Linked DNA regions of Homo sapiens: region 2 is linked to region 1. Evidence: chromatin loops called from intact Hi-C (ENCODE). Cell type or tissue: psoas muscle. All regions are shown on one strand.

Region 1 (5,000 bases):
ACCCTTTCACATATTGTACCAACAGTCTAAATTACCTTTCATATGCCAAAGTGTGACTTTCATATATCAGTTAATGAATAACTGTTGACCTGTTTTCACAATGTGAGCTACTTACCAGCAAACAGGGAAGTTTTGTCTATATAGCGGTGTTTGTACAAACGTGATCATTTTATTGTTCTTTGCTCTAATATCATTTTATAAAAATTAATAAGAAATAAAACAACTGCTGAAACTAAAATGATAGGAAGCATATGTCTCAAACTTAATACTATAAAGACCATATTAGAAATCTGAAGCATGACAAAAATGTAACTCTCTGGCCTCAACTGACTAGGTAAGTCACTATTCCATTATGAGGGGAAAAATATGAAAGAAGTTATACAAAGGATAGAACTATATGATCAAATATTGGGCCTAAAAAAGCAAAATATAATGGGATTTTATAATCACTTTTAGTTTTCAGGGATAGAAATTACCCTATAATGTATTTTATTGTTCAATTTTTGCATGTTCAGCTTTAGTATGTTTTCAGAAATGCATTACATAAAGAAGCAGGACATTGTCTATGTGTGTACATTCATTTCATTTGAAGGAAATACATTCAAATGCTAACAATAATTATCTCAGTAGTAGAATTACGGTTATTTTTATTTGGTACTTTATACTGGTCTCCAGCTTCCAAATTATTTAATAAAAACAAACTAAACCTTTATATATTTTTTTATATATGTGTGTATGTATATATATATATATGTATATATATATATATGCCTTCTGTATATATATAAAAATATATATTTCTTTTTTTTAAAGAAATTTATTGCTGATTGTGTTTTCTGTCCCTTCTGGATTTTTACAAGTCATGGATCCTACTACATTCTTTCTGCATATTGAACCAACCTTCTGGGGAGACAGTGGACCTACCAGACACCTACCGGACTGCAACAAGTGGGCACACTGCTTTTGACTCTCCTCTAGACTTCTTGTCAACTTATTAATGATCTCAGTCTTTTCTAACTTGATTGCTTCTTGATTCCTTTCCAGTTGTTTCACGTGATCTTTCAGACGAGAGCAAATGTCTTCCTAAATAGAAAAAAAGTTCAGGAAGTCATTTTCATAAAGAGTTTTAATAAAGAGTAAACTAAAAATTATGATACATAATTAGATTTGATGTCAAACACAAGATCATCACATGGGAGCATCACCTCTTTTACAAGGTAAAGTGCACAGAACTGGGAGTCAAGAGCTTGGGTGAAGCTTCAACTCTTCAGTCTGTTTCTTCTTTTGTAATTATGCTAATAAAGGTTGAATTAGGTGCCTTCTAAAGTCTCCTTCAACTCTATATTCACAAGACAATGAGTTATTCAAAAATTAGATTTTATTCAAGCCAAAGAAAATGTATTACATTCCTATGCGTATTTTATATTGTCAGTATAAGTGTATGTATATATATTTAGGCAGACTACTTTGAATCATGCTATTTGTATCCCAAAACAGTAAGGATATAGATAAACACATGAAAACTCACTGTATTCTAAGCAGCCAAAAGTTCATTCCATTAAGAGCAGCCAAAAAATAATCTTTCCCTCCTCTGAAATTCTTTTAAACTTGATCTGTTTCTTTCTTATCTTTCTCCACCTTTTAGATGTCTTATTTCTCTTAATAGCCCCCTTGAAGGTGCTTCTGCAGTGCCTTAGACATATCAAGTGCTGTAAGAAACACTTGAAAAATAAATGACAAAGAAAAATAGGGTAAATGTGTATGTGCATGTGTGTAACTATATGGGATTACATAAAATATAGAGTGTGTATGCAATATACTCAAGTTTCTTCCAAAAGAAAATATGTTTGGGTGTAATAAACCACGGGAGTCCTGAGTCCAGGTAGAACAAACACACTGTCGAAATCATCACCTTTCTTTCAAAAAAGGCTACACAGGCTGAATTCCAGGCAAATGGCAGAGCATGGGAGAGGCAGAGGAATGAGTTAAGTTGATTAACTGAAATTACCCAAGAAAACCTAAAGAAAATAAGAAATAAGAAGAATACTGAGAAAGGGCTTTGAAGTAGAGAAAAGGCCTTAGGCTTTTGCTGCCTGATCTGTAGTATAACCTAAAGCCCAATAATACCTTAAGGATACTAACACAAGGTACATCCCATAAGAGCACCAATACATAACTACCTTGAAGCAAAGAGACTCTGAAGTCTCCCATTTTAGCTTAAAAATCCATGTGAATTTTGTATTCTATTTCATAATGAAGCTGTGTTTGCTTTAAATTTTTTCTACTAAATTTTTGAGCAAAATGAAGCTTCTGGAAACTAGTCCATGTTTATTCAGCACTGCAAACCTCCTGGCACACTGCTGCGAATTCCAGGCCAGCTTGAGAAACCTGGTTCTAAAGCGCCAAAGTAACGTGGCAAAAACAATGAATGAGCTCATATTAATGACAGCATGACAGTAATGACAGCAAGAAGGGGTGGGGAGACAGCTAATATTTATATTCTGGGGAGGTCACAATAGTGTTAACAAGGGACTGGGAACTAGCAAACAAAGTTAAAGAAAAGGTAGGTATAAAAAAATTGTAAAGAAAAGGCAGACTCTGCCAATAATTTGATTTTATGTAAAAATCAATTAAACTATGGTGTATCCTATTGACAAGTTCAGGAAAACAGATCATACTCATAAAACTTTAAAGTTTAAAGTTTTAATACCAAAAATCAAAAAAGATTGAGTAGCTCAATGTTTGCCATGATTAGCTTGAGTAGTTCAAGTCTGATATGGGCAGACATTTTTCAAGACTGAGACAAGTGTAATGATAAAGAGATGACGGCTGAACTCCAGCCTGGGCAACAGGGCGAGACTCCATCTCAAAAAAAAAAAAAAAGAGAGAGAGAGAGAGAGAGATGATAGAGATGACAGCTGAATCTGTGGGAGGGAAAAAGAACTGGACAGGGTTCTAGCACACAGGAAAATGAGGACTGGACCACACACAGAGAAGTCTGTGGGAGTCTCTAAGCCAACAGAAAGTGTTCAAAGTGGAGCCTTTAAATATAACATTAAAGAAAAGGTAAAAGGTTATGACATAGAAACCAAAGTCCATGACTTCACCAAAAGCTGAAGTTTTCAAGGAGACAGAAGGAAAAAAGTAATATACCAACAAGGAGATAATCAGAGATCTTAACATGACACTTCCATGAATGGGAGGAGGTAAAAGTCAGTTTGGTGGAGAGAGTCCAGGCGATAGTTTACTAGGAGAGAATTATGACATTGGAGGAACACTATGAGCTCCAAGAAGCCCATTTCTTTCACCTTTTCTGTCTCACTAAACAAATTCAAGGGAAAATCAGCCAAAAAAAAAGAACTATTATAATATGTTGTGAGTGCATACAATCTTTTCTACCCAGAAAAGCTGCTGTCTTAAGAAAAACACTAATAATTTTACAATCCATAAATTTCTCAAAATATACTAATTACAGACATTTTGTTTTTAATTTTAGATTCAGGGGATATGTGTATAGGTGTGTTACATGGATATGTGGCATGATGCCGAGGTCTGGGCTTCTGTTAGGCGCTTTGGAATCACCACTTTGCAAAGCAGCTATGCAATTATATGCAGAGCCTAACATCAGTGCCATGCTCTGTTAAAAAAAATAATAATAAAACAAAGTAAAAATAGGCAAAGAACGTAACAGTGGGAAAAGACCTTAACACCTTCAATTTATGGATTCCGGGGTCTGAAACCCACCCAGCACAGAATCAAGAATTTGTTCTGACTTTACTGTAGAGTTCTTCTATTGAAGGGGGTGGGGCAGTGGACAACAGAGTAATGCAGTGGGCACAGGGGTAGAAAACACTAGAAATTCCTTCCAATCCATCCCTAATGAAACTGTGTTTAAGTCAACAGAGAATGGAGACCCCCAACCCAATAAGGAAAAGCCACCAGGATCCACTCTTCTCCAGTCATCCAAGAAGGGCTACTGTCCAAGTCCAACTAACTTCAATGTTACCCTATGTTTGGCCAAAACTAACTTTAAAATAAAATAAAATAAAAATTTATGAAGCTACATCTCAAATTCTGTTTAAATATTCTATAAAGTAGACTTTTCAATAATTTGGTATAGCCTTCGTTTTTTTTTTTTTTTTTTTCTGGAAAAAGAGTCTCACTCTGTTACCCAGGCTGGAATGCAGTGGTGCAATCATGGCTCACTGCAGCCTCGACCTCCTGAGCTCAAGCAATCCTCCCACCTCAGCCTCCCAAGTAGCTGGGACTACAGGCGCATGCCACCATGCCCAGCTAATTTGTTATTTTTTCTTCGTAAAGACAAGGATTCACTATTTTGCCCAGGCTAGTCTTGAACTCATGGGCTCAAGTGATCCACCTGCCTCAACCTCCCGAAGTGCTGGGATTACAGGCATGAGCCACCGTAACTGGCCTTCATCTTTCCCTACTCCTATATATCCTCCACATTGATCAAATTCACAATTTTTTTATATAAAATAAATACATAATGAAATAGATATAATAAAAACACACATAAATACATGTAAAAATAAAATAAAATGATAAATAATTATTGCCAGTAATGCACTCTTATATAGTTCTACCTAAAAGCATGGAAAAATTAGAGGCAGCTATATAGGTCAGAAATAACCCAAATCAGCATGAATTTTAAGTGTGGTGAAATTTTCCATACCCTCACATCTGATTTTTCTTCTCTCCTTCCCTTAAGTTAAATCAATTTTGAAATTACATTAAGAAAAATAAATTCTGAAATGTTATTCACTCAAGTGATTACCTAGAGTTATGGAGCACAAGCAAACTCACCACCTGACTCACATTTAGCTTTCAATATTTTATTCCCCCTTGAGTGAAAATAATAAAAATTCACTGTGCAATATGCTCAAGATGCAAATCTCATTAAGTCTAGATCAGACTGTCTTATTTTATAAATTATACTGTCCTCAAAATTTACTCTCTTCCCAAGAATCATTTCTCAACAG
Region 2 (5,000 bases), 410 kb before region 1:
TTAAATAGTCCTGTATAATGACGAATTGCAAAGATTTTTCCTAAGTAGCAAAATATTCTTCAACTTAAATCTTATGCAGATGTCCAATATCTAAGACAGGTGAAAGTGGTACTGCAGGGATGTTCCACCATGATGTCGTGTTGACCCTAAGGAAACTTCACAAACTTGACCCTAAGGCTCCCCAGAACATGGACTGGAAACCACTACTGTACAGGATTCTGAAATGGGATGAAGAAATCAAAAAGTTTGCAGCTCATTTCAACAGTTTCTTCACTTAGCAATTATAGCTTCTGTTCCATGACCTGCCTCTGAACCCAAGCCTCTTGGATTCTATTCAGAGCCAGGGAATGGGGTGACCTATAATAAAGCAAGCTTCCCACTCCCTTGTTCAATTTCTTCTCCAAGTTTTTCACCAAATTCCTGCTCTTGTATGTCCTGCAGGTCTCTAGTCAAAGGATCTAGATTCTAATTCCGGTTCTGCTTTTTCCAGCTGTATGTAAGGATCATTTGAACTCCCTAGGACCTGATTTCCTTCTGGACTGATGGTGATAATAAAACCTACTTTACCTGTCATGAGGATAAAGATTAATATAAGCTAACTGTATAAAAGTATTATATAAATTAGGCATTATACATACTTTGGAAGTTGTTATTAATACATACACTAGAGTACTGGAGACAAGAGATACATTACCAAAGATTTATGGTTAAACTGTAATCACTGTTCTTAACCTGGATAGCTCTGGAGGCACACACAGAGGATACAGATGTTGGAGAAAAATGACCTGCTTTTTTTTTTTTTTTTTTTTTTTTTAGCATCCTCCCGGTGCTATGAATGAGGAGTTGACCTGTGATGTAGAGTCACAAATCTCAGTGTATGCTAGCAGGAGATTTAAGGGAGATGGACATCTCCCCTGGTGAAGTGTCATAGAGCAGAAGATGATCGCCAAACTCAGACTTTTGGCAGCACCGGGAAAATGATGAATTTGTTGACAACCAGCATAGGGTGTTTGACCAAGCACCTATGTGAGGCTGCAGGCAAAGCAAGGCAAGTTTCAGCATTTGTCCTGCGTCATCCATGAGAAAGTAGCCATGGAGCCAATGACTGCTTCCATGCATTCACGCAGAAGTGCTCAGGATCCTGGAGAGAAGGACAATGAAGACCGACAGTGGCAAAGAGGAACCCTATTAGGAGTAGCCTAAGGCAGGTCACTGCTGTAATCTCTCACATATTATAGTATTCTAGAGTGTGAAAAAAGGAATTTAGAGATTATTTGGTGCAGAAGTCAGAAACCCATGGCACTTATACCATGGCAGACACCACTAAGCAAGACTCACTGTGAGACTCCTTAATCATAAAATGGATTAATAATGACACAATTTATGTAGATCACTTAGAATAGTGACTTTCACAGAATACTCAAAAATTGCTATTTTTCACAATGACCCATGTTAGCATTTTCCCACTTACTCATGATGTAGTCTCAGAATCCCTTTCCAGACACAACACTCTAGGAAGCCACCTCCAAGATGTGAGAAGAAACTAAGGAGCCGTTTCCAATGATTCCTAGTTCAATTCCTCCTCCTAGCCTTGCCCCCACCACCATTTTGTGATGAAGGAAACTGACGCTAAGGGAGAAGGAGTGCTGCCTGTCCACTGTACTGTACACCCTGTAAAGACTGATCATGGTTGGAAACACCGGTCATTGTATCTGCTTTCTGGAATGTTACTGTACAGCATCTCACCTCCATTTTAAATAGCCCTTCATAAGCGAGACATCGTCTTCTAAGATTTTGGTAACTCCCTCTCCCCATGTCAGTGTCACCAATGACTTAGTCATATTACTGTGAGACAAGGCGAGGTGAAGGGAGGCTCAAGTTCTGTGCAGAGTGACATTAAGCAAAGGAATCACAGAGTTTTAGAGGAAAAGAAAATGAATGACTTCACAGTCCATGTGAATGACAAGACAAGATGGAATCCATAGGGCTGAAAAGAGACTAGTATAACATTAATCATGTTATGCTGGCAACAATAGCTGGCCCTACCCTTAGTATTTTAACCACTTCTTAATTTGCTAAGCTTCTTGATGAGCTCAAGTAGTCGTACCAACCAGGGGCTGCGAAGCAAATCTGCCTGAGAGGCGGTGAGTCACTCCTCTGAGGCTGCCCCGGTGTGCAGCTATCTGGACTTGCGCCATGCTTGCTTTTCCCCCACTACCTCCCTCCTCCTCCCCATTTCTCCCCAGACAGATTGTGAAGTCTCTTTGCTTGGTCCACTCCCTGCCTGTCTCCAATCCTCTGATTGCTTCACCTTCCCCCGGCTGCCATTATCTGTCGCGACCCACCCTTTCGGCATCCAGTCCTCGGTCCACACCCAGTGTCACTTTTCTGTTCATCAGCCTCTTTCTCTGCTCTCACTCCCACTCTCTTTGCTGTAGCCCATTTCTTTCCATTCTTCTCACTTATTAGTTTCCTGAGCTCCACCCTTCCTTATTCATCCCAGTTCTTATCTTTTATGTCTATTTCTCTAGACATTCTTTTCTTTTTAAACATCACAGTGCTGAGATTTAAACTCAGAGGAAAGTGTGTTTTGACCTATACTACCCTTCATAGCACATTTTCTCAAGGGTTTGACATTTCTCATCATGATCTGCATTCAAACTATTCATTCTCTTTTGTCTACTGATAGACTTTCTTCAATACCATGTAGCTATAAAGTCCCATCGATTTTTTTTTTTCTTGTTATGTTACTGGAGGCGGACAGGAGGCTGAAAGAGCAATGAGCACAAGAACGTAGAAGGGATTGGATTGGATTGGATGACTTCCAGCATCTTCATGAGCTCTGCAGCCCTGGAAGCTAGATTTTACTTCACCATTTGTACTCATTCTCTCCATATCATTTCTAAGAATATATTCACTCCTTTATGCACAGAAAACCTGGACTGGGGTAGAGAGATTGGTCTCCCTGATAAAAATCTTGGACAAATTACTATTTGCTTTATCAAGTGAGGGGAAGAAAAGGGATAGGGATAGAAGGGAGCAGAAATAGTATAATCCCTCTCTCTTTCTCTCATCCCCTTCTGTCAACCTGCAAATGAAGAACTGGCAGCTAAACCATGGAAATTGGACTAGTTTAATCTGGTTTTCAAAGATGGAGTTGAATTGGATCCCTTGGTAGCTATAAAGTAGGCAAAGTTAGTTTGCTCTGCCAGAACAATTTGGGTTTCATAGATTCACAGATCTCTTCCATCTGGAGACACAGAGCTGAGCTAGCAGTCGGGACCCATTTTTGAAAGTTAGGGCTTGTGTGCATGAAGTGGGACCTCAGCTACTCCAGGTGTTTCTGGACATCCCCCGGGGTGCCTCATATGTGCTCCCACCCAGTTCTCACAGTCATTCACTCCAGCCCTCTCACAGGTATTTGCTGCCCCAAAGTCACAGAACACCTTGCCCCAACCCTGTAAGAATCCCACCAGCTCCCTCCACATGGTATTATTTCCTGGTGATCTCAAAGCTGAAACCCTGGAGATGCAAAAATGACAGCAGCTTCCCCTAGATCCTGACAGCACTGGAGCATCTTGTGTTCCCTGTGGGCCTGGTAGAAGGCAGTGATATCTGTCACAACTGTCATCCAGGCCCCAAAGCCTGTCTGCTCATGGCCTCTGGCTCTGTGGAGCTCAGAGAAGAAACAGAAATATGGAAAAGATCTCAGCTCCCTTGCACCTGCCCCCAAGCACCTTTGAACAGCACCCTATCAAGAACTCCCTTCCTCTCTCATCCCCACCCTCCTCTGGTGAAAATCAGCACTAAAAAATAGCCCAATCAACTCACAGATTGACTTAAAACCCTTTGCCTTTGATATGGTTTGGCTTTGTGTCCCCACCCAAATCTCATCTTGTAGCTCCATAATTCCCATGTGTTGTAGGAGGGACCCAGTGGGAGATGACTGAATCATGGGGGCAGGTGTTTCCTGTGCTGTTCTGATGATAGTGAATGTATCTCATGAGATCTGATGGTTTTAAAAATGGGAGTTTCTCTGCACTAGCTCTCACTTTGCCTCCTGCCATCCGTGTAAGATGTGACTTGTTCCTCCTTGCCTTTGACCATGATTGCGAGGCCTCCCCAGCCATGTGGATCTGTAAGTCCATTAAGCCTCTTTCTTTTGTAGATTGCCCAGCCTCAAGTATGTCTTTATCAGCAGTGTAAAAATGGACTAATACAGTAAACTTGTACCAGTAGAGTGGGGTGCTGCTGAAAAGATACCTGAAAATGTGGAAGCAACTTTGGAACTGGGTAACAGGCAGAGGTTGGAACAGTTTGGAGGGCTCAGAAGAAGACAGGAAAATGTGGGACAATTTGGAACCTCCTAGAGACCTGTTGAACGGCTTTGACTAAAATGCTGAAAATGATATGGACAATGAAATCCAGGCTGAGGTGGTCTCAGATGGAGATGAGTAACTTGTTGGGAACCGGAGCAAAGGTGACTCTTGCTATGTTTGAGTGAAGGTGACTCTTGTTATGTTTTAGTGAAGAGACTGCAACATTTTGCCCCTGCCCTAGAGATTTGTAGAACTTTGAATTTGAGACAGATGATTTAGGATATCTGGCAGAAGAAATTTCTAAGCAGCAAAGCATTCAATAATTGACTTGGGTGCTATTAAAGGCACTCAGTTTTAAAAGGGAAACAGAGTATAAAAGTTTAGAAAATTTGCAGCCTCACAATATGATAGAAAAGAAAATCCCATTTTCTTTAGGAGAAATTCAAGCCAGCTGCAGAAATTCACAAAAGTAATAAAGAGTCAAATGTTAATTCCCAAGACAATGGGAAAAATGTCTCCAGGGCATGTTAGAGGTCTTCACAGCAGCCCTTCCCATCACAGGCATGGAGGCCCAGGAGGAAAAAGTGGTTTCGTGGGCTGGGCCCAGGGTCCTCATTCTGTGTGCAGCCTAGGGACTTGGTGCCCTGTGTCCCAGCTGCTCCAGCCATGGCTGAAAGGGGC

Evidence for each region. Peaks named below come from ENCODE experiments on the same cell type or tissue, not always from the same donor. Only the 100,000 strongest peaks of a DNase experiment are listed, where the experiment ranks them.
Region 2: a loop joins it to region 1, with 2.7 times the contacts of the local background. A loop is called at or near these places in 4 of 110 quality-filtered maps.

Annotation. Positions count from the first base shown.
Region 1 is chr15:48,783,038-48,788,037 of GRCh38, forward strand. CEP152 (centrosomal protein 152) reads right to left here. Exons shown (of 27, transcript NM_001194998.2): 10 at 936-1,083. Among named protein-coding and RNA genes, the nearest start is that of CEP152, 26 kb to the right of the region's middle. In psoas muscle, no CTCF peak of the experiment used is centred here; a DNase peak (open chromatin) is centred at 2,374.
Region 2 is chr15:48,371,884-48,376,883 of GRCh38, forward strand. No RefSeq gene overlaps it. Among named protein-coding and RNA genes, the nearest start is that of DUT-AS1, 43 kb to the left of the region's middle. In psoas muscle, no CTCF peak of the experiment used is centred here; no DNase peak of the experiment used is centred here.